Linked DNA regions of Homo sapiens: region 1 is linked to region 2. A link is a contact called in ENCODE Hi-C data. All regions are on one chromosome and are shown on one strand. Each heading gives the region's core, a stretch centred on a gene start or an enhancer-like site at or near the end of the contact. The rest is flanking DNA. Distances are from core to core; before and after follow the strand shown.

Region 1 (2,964 bases), core at 104-2,603, 1.2 Mb after region 2:
GAGGCAAAGAATTGCTTGAACCCGGGAGGCAGAGGTTGCAGTGAGCCAAGATCGCACCACTGCACTCCCGTCTGGGCTACAGAGCGAGACTCTATCTCAAAAAAAAAAAAAAAAAGTGGCCAAGTACGGTGTTAATTCCAGCACTCTGGGAGGCTGAGGTGGGTGGACTGCTTGAGCCCAGGAATTCAAGACCAGCCTGGGCAACATCGTGAAACTGCGTCTCTACAAAAAAATGCAAAAATTAGCCAGGTGCACACCTGTGGTTCCAGCTATCTGGGAGACTGAGGTGGGAGAATTGCTTGGGCCTAGGAGGTGGAGGTTATGAGGAGCCGAGACTGCGCCACTGCACTCCAGCCTGGGTGACACAGTGAGACCGTGTCTCAAAAAAAAAAAAAAATTAGCTAGGCATGGTGGCATGGGCCTGCAGTCCCAGCTACTCAGAAGGTTGAGCTGGGACCACAGGTGCGCACGTTCACGCCTGGCTAATTGTTGTATTTCTTGGAGAGACGGGGGTCTAGCTATGTTGCCCAGGCTGGTCTCGAACTCCTGAGCTCAAGTGATCTACCCACCTCAGCCTCTCATAGTGTTGGGATTACAGGCGTGAGCCACTGCTCCTGGTCTCATATTCTTTTGGGGTGGCTTCAACTCCGACCTTCGTCCCCAGAGAAAATACAGCTCCTTATCCTTAGCAGCAATTGGAAACCTTTCTAGGAGTTAATGATAAAGTGGGGGAGAAATGAGTGCAAAGGCTCTGAGATGAGAAGAACCTGGATTGTTAGCGGAGTTGAAGGACACTGAGAATGTGGGGGAGCTGGATTCGTGAGGATAAGAAAGCAGCAGGTCAGGTCCAGACTTTGAAGAGCCTGGTAGATAGTCTAGGTGAAGAGTTAGATCTTAATCCGGAGTAGGGAGGGAAACGAGCTTTGAGCAGGGGATGGCGTTTTGAAAAGACCTCTCTGCCGGTGTACGAAGAATGGATTAGAACGGCGAAGAGTAATAGGGTGGAAACCATCTTCATCTTGGAGAGAGATGGTGGTCGCTTCGATGGAGAAATGGGAAGCTTTGAGACGCATTTAGGTGGCAAAATTAACGGGTGATGGATAGCGTCCATTCCCCGGCTTCGGTGATCTCAGTGATTACGAGTGAGTGGGGACTTCGTGTTCCTGCTAGGGCGCGGGCCTGTTTCCCGCGCGTCAGGGTAGTGGGCGTGGCCTGCGCAGGCCGTTGCCACAGTGATCGGGCAGACGGGGCAGGGGGCGGGGCAGCTGGGACCTTACGTCACTCGGTGGTGGCGATGATGCGTGTGTGTGGGGGGCGGGGCATACGCTGGGCGCGTCCCGGGGGTCACGTGGTGCAGAGCACGCAGAGTCCTTCTGTCGGTTGGTCCTGGAGCGGCGCAGCCGGAGTGGGGCCGTGAGGTGAGCTCGCGGCCAGGCGAAGCCGGCCGGCCGGGCCGGGTTGGGCCGGGCCCGCGCTGCGCGCGCGCCGTGCGGGCGGGGACGGCGACGGACGCCACCGCTGCTTCGGTCCCCTGCCCGGCCCCGCTCCCCGCCTGGCCCCGCTCGCCCAGCCTGGAGGGAGGCCCTGGGACTGCTGCTGAGAGCGTGGCGGGCGTGCGAGCGGTGCCCAATCCCCGGGGCTACCCGCAAGAGTGGCGGCGGCTGCCGCCAATCAGCGCCGCCCGAGGGGGCTGGGCCGTGGGGTGCGGGCCCGGGGCGCGGAGCGGGCCGTGTTGGGGGTGCGGGTAAGCCCTAGGGCCCGAGCCTGAGCTGTGTGGGCACCTAGAGCCTCATCAGCAGCCTCTGCTATTGCCTTGCGCTTTGGGAATATGTTTTTTAAAATTGGCTTTTTTTATCCTATTCTGGGGAGCACATTCCTTTCTCAAGACCCCAAATATGGGAGTGTCCCTTTTCTCTATAGTTTTGAAAACTGGGCGGCACACCCCCTTTCTTAAGCTCTAGCTCTGGAATTTTATCTAAATTTCTAAAAGCCCTCCCCCCCCCAAATTTAGGGCGTACCCTCTTCCGTCAGCCCCCAAAGTGGGAGCACATTCCTTTTTTCGGGCCTCCAATTTGATTCTGCATTTCCGTTCCAATTTAGAGGTTCACCCTGTTATCGGGTCCTCAGATCTGGGGTCCATTAGCTAAAGTTTTGGGATACTTTCTTGTATCCCCTCTACTCCAAGGAAGAATTCCCCTTTTCCAGGTCCCAAATCTGACAGCATGCCTTCTGGAATTTCTTACATTTAGGGGCCACTTCCTTTCCTCAGCCCTTCAAACCTGAGGTTGGGCCGAAAACAATGTCCAAATTTTGAAGTTTATGGGTACTTATTTCCAGTTTCACAAATAAGGGAATTCACTGCCTTCTCCCGAGACTGTATTATTGGGGTTACACACTTTTCACGTGTTCCCCAAATCAAACTACCTTATTTCCTGAAGGAGACTCATTTTCATATCTGGGAGTATATTTGTTTCTTGTGCCCCCCAAATGTACGAGGTGAACCCCTTTTAGTTATACAACTCTCAGAGTGCAGCCACTTTCCAGATGCTTCTTAAATTTGGGGGGCACACCTTTTTGTGAGTCCTCTCATTTCCAGGTGGCGAGTGGTCTGTGGTTTTGAGCATGCCTTCCTACCCTGTTTAGCTTTTCTGTCATCCAAGACATTTTCATTCCTCAGTTTCCTTCCCTTTTTGGAGCCACACTCCCCTTGAGGTGCTTTCCCCAGTCTGGTCAGTGCACCCATTTCCTCTTCCTCTGGCGAGTGCGTATCTTTGTTCAGCACGGCACTTTTCTCTGTGCTTCTGCGGGCTTTTCTTCTGAGCACACTTCCCAGAGTCACACCTCCTGAATTCTCCTCTCCTCCCAGGGAAGGATTCCTCTCCTAAAGGGCTACCAGCACATTGTTTTTGATAGGCCTATCTTTTATCTTTCCGCTAGCAGGATCTCTTCTCTCTTGGCTTGCCC
Region 2 (3,164 bases), core at 439-2,938:
TTTGTCTGAGTTTTCTATAGGTACATCTTTTGGTTAGTTTTTCTCTAGTACACCTTTTCCCATCGTTTTACTTTTTGGTGCCCTTAGGTTTTAAATTTCCTCTTGTAAATAGCATAGAGCTGCATCTTATTTTTTCTTGGCCAATCTGGTCATCTGTGTTTTAAGAGGTGAATGTAAACCACATTTTCTACCTCTGGTTTTGTACTATATATTTACCATCCCTTTTACTTTGCTTCCTTTTTCTCCCTTTCTGCCTTCCATTATAGTTTTAATACCCATCACTACCCTTTTCTCTGCATTGGCAGTTATAGTTCCGTTTGTATTCTTTTGGTGATCCTCTTAAATATCTGAAATACACACCTGACTTTACAAAGCCAGACAATGCTCAGTCTCTTTAACCCCCTCTCAAATTGCCCTCTCAGTCTTCCATGTTCTTGTGTCTCATGCATCTTGTTTCTGTGGCCCACAAATTAATCATTATTATTCATATTGCATATTAAATGCTTGTTTAGATTCACATGTTTACCAATTTGCTCACCATTTTTCCATCTAATTTCTTCCTTTTGGGTTCCATGTCCTTGTTACTAAACTACATTCTTTAAAAATTATTTCGGCGGCCAGGCGTGGTGGCTCACACCTGTAATCCCAGCACTTTGGGAGGCCGAGGCGAGTGGATCACGAGGTCAGGAGATCGAGACCATCCTGGCCAACATGGTGAAACTCCATCTCTACTAAAAATACAATAATTAGCTGGGGGTGGTGGCAGGCGCCTGTAATCCCAGCTACTGAGGAGGCTGACTGAGGCAGGAGAATCGCTTGAACCCGGGAGGCAGAGGTTGCAGTGAGCTGAGATCGCACCACTGCACCCCAGCCTGGCGACAGAACGAGACTTCGTCCCCCTCCCCCCTCCCCCAAAAAAATGTTGATCTTCAGTCTGCGCATTCTGCTCTGGATTTTAAGCATCATTTCTGGCAGCTCTTTTTCAGGAACTGTCTCTGCAGGTCTTTCAGTGTTCGCCTCTGGAGCTCTGCTCGGGCCCGCGAGTTCTCCTGGCGTTGCCATCTGTGCCCTTTTCCTTATTCCCCATCACCTGTCTCTCTGGTGAGCTGCTTCCGATCAGCCTCCAGGTCCACGATTTCTCTTCTGTTGTCCTTTTCTGCCTTCTCACCTCATCCTCTGAGACCTGAATTTCGATGGCTCTACTTTTCAATTATATTATTCTTTTTCAAACCTGGGCGTTCATTTCTAGCATCCTGTTCTATCCTGTGTCTGACTGTGCCTCCCGCACCTTCTCCCTTCTCTCGCCCTAAGCCCCGTGAAGGCGCCGGGCCTTTGGCTCCGGCTGTTTCCCACGGCGCCCAGAACCGCGTCAGTCCTGACACAGACTCGGTGAGGGCGGGAAGTGGTGCCGTGGGGCTGCAGCCTGGCCCGCCCGCTCCATCGGCCTAGGGCGGCCCCACCGCCCTCCGGGCCTTACCTTGAGTTCGGGCTGCGGGAGAAGCTCCCGCGCTGCCCATGACGTCACGGGACTGTGACGCGCCCAGAAGCCCCGCCCCTCGCGTCCCGGTCCGCGGACCCAGGCTCTCTGCGCCGTGACGTCACGGGTCCGGGCGGGCGGGTTGTGCGTCGGCCCAATGGGAGCGGCGCACTGGCCTCCCCTTTAAGGAATGTTGTGACCTGACGTCACCGGGCGAGTTACCTCCCGCAGCCGCAGCCGCCGTGCTCAGCGCGAGCCCCGGAGCCCTTGAGCGCGAGGCGCGGAGCCCCCGGAGCCCCCAAACCGCAGACACATCCCCGCGCCCCAGAGCCCCGGCCTGCGCGCCCAGCCGGGCCCGCGCGATGCCCTCAGACCGGCCTTTCAAGCAGCGGCGGAGCTTCGGTGAGGCCCGGCAGGCGAGCTGCGAGCTCTGGGGCAGGGGTGCCGGCCGACCCCGACTGCCGCAGGTGACGTCAGCCCCGTGACGTCAGGCTCTGGCTGGACCCTCGGGCTGGGACCAGCTCCGGCCTGGGCGGGGGCTGCCCGCTTCCCCACCGCGATAGGTGCCAGGGGCTGTGGGGCCTGATGGCCCCGGGGGTGGGGGCTGGAGCTGGGGCGTGGCCGGGGGCCGCCCCTCCGGGACAGGCGGGGCGGACCTGGGCCGGCCCGACCCGGCCTCACGGTCTGGCCGCTGTCCGCAGCCGACCGCTGTAAGGAGGTACAGCAGATCCGCGACCAGCACCCCAGCAAAATCCCGGTGAGTCCCGCACCCCCAGCCCTGCCCCGCCCCCGCCTCGCGCGTTCCCGACACGACCCCCTGCCCGCCCGCCCTGCTCCCAGGTGATCATCGAGCGCTACAAGGGTGAGAAGCAGCTGCCCGTCCTGGACAAGACCAAGTTTTTGGTCCCGGACCATGTCAACATGAGCGAGTTGGTCAAGATCATCCGGTGCGTGGGCAGCCGCCGCCAGGAGGTGGCTAGGGTCGGGAGGGGAGCCGGGTTCCCGCCGAGAAGGGGTGGGAGTGGGGTCAGGGGTGATGGGACCGGGCGGTGGGCCCCTGTTCTGGGGTGGCTGGAAAGGTCAAGGTCGGGGCTGCAGTCGGTGTTGGGTCAGAGGTGACAGCTGGGGTGAGAATGGGTGTGAAAGGCTGGGAATCATTCTGGGGGTCAGGGCTATGTCCGTCCCGCAGCCAAGCCCCTCACAGCTGCATACTCTCCCGCCGGCTGCAGGCGCCGCCTGCAGCTGAACCCCACGCAGGCCTTCTTCCTGCTGGTGAACCAGCACAGCATGGTGAGTGTGTCCACGCCCATCGCGGACATCTACGAGCAGGAGAAAGACGAGGACGGCTTCCTCTATATGGTCTACGCCTCCCAGGAAACCTTCGGCTTCTGAGCCAGCAGTAGGGGGGCTCGGCCTGGGAGTCGGGCGGCCCCGGTCAGGCCCTGCCCAGAGAGCTCCTGGTTCCTGAACTGAGCTGCCTCTACCGTGGTGGGCTGGGCAGGCATGTGCCCCCCTAGTCAGAGGGCACCAACCCACCTACTCTGCCCCTGGGTGGATCCTGGGCCGGTCGTGTTAGGGTTGTCCCTCTGGGTGCTGGCTGGTGGGATGGGGGAGGGTGGGGAGCAGCTCCCAGCACCCCTGCTGTGTGGTTCATCTTTTTTTTAGGCCCCTGCCTGTCTGCCCATCT

What was found. A loop is a pair of places that touch in the nucleus more often than their neighbours do. Pooled maps may share reads with other maps.
Region 1: a loop to region 2 is called in a pooled map, with 17 times the contacts of the local background. The contact joins the promoter of PHF20 here to the promoter of MAP1LC3A in region 2. A Hi-C loop is called at or near these places in 5 of 50 pooled maps.

What each region holds. Positions count from the first base shown.
Region 1 is chr20:35,770,662-35,773,625 of GRCh38, forward strand. PHF20 (PHD finger protein 20) reads left to right here and starts at 1,354. Exons shown (of 18, transcript NM_016436.5): 1 at 1,354-1,418. RefSeq lists silencers at 1,422-1,801, 2,806-2,964.
Region 2 is chr20:34,557,030-34,560,193 of GRCh38, forward strand. It overlaps MAP1LC3A (microtubule associated protein 1 light chain 3 alpha), which reads left to right and starts at 1,689. Exons shown (of 4, transcript NM_032514.4): 1 at 1,689-1,879; 2 at 2,179-2,234; 3 at 2,318-2,424; 4 at 2,707-3,164. The coding sequence starts at 1,840. The coding sequence ends at 2,869. RefSeq lists silencers at 1,391-1,480, 1,821-1,870.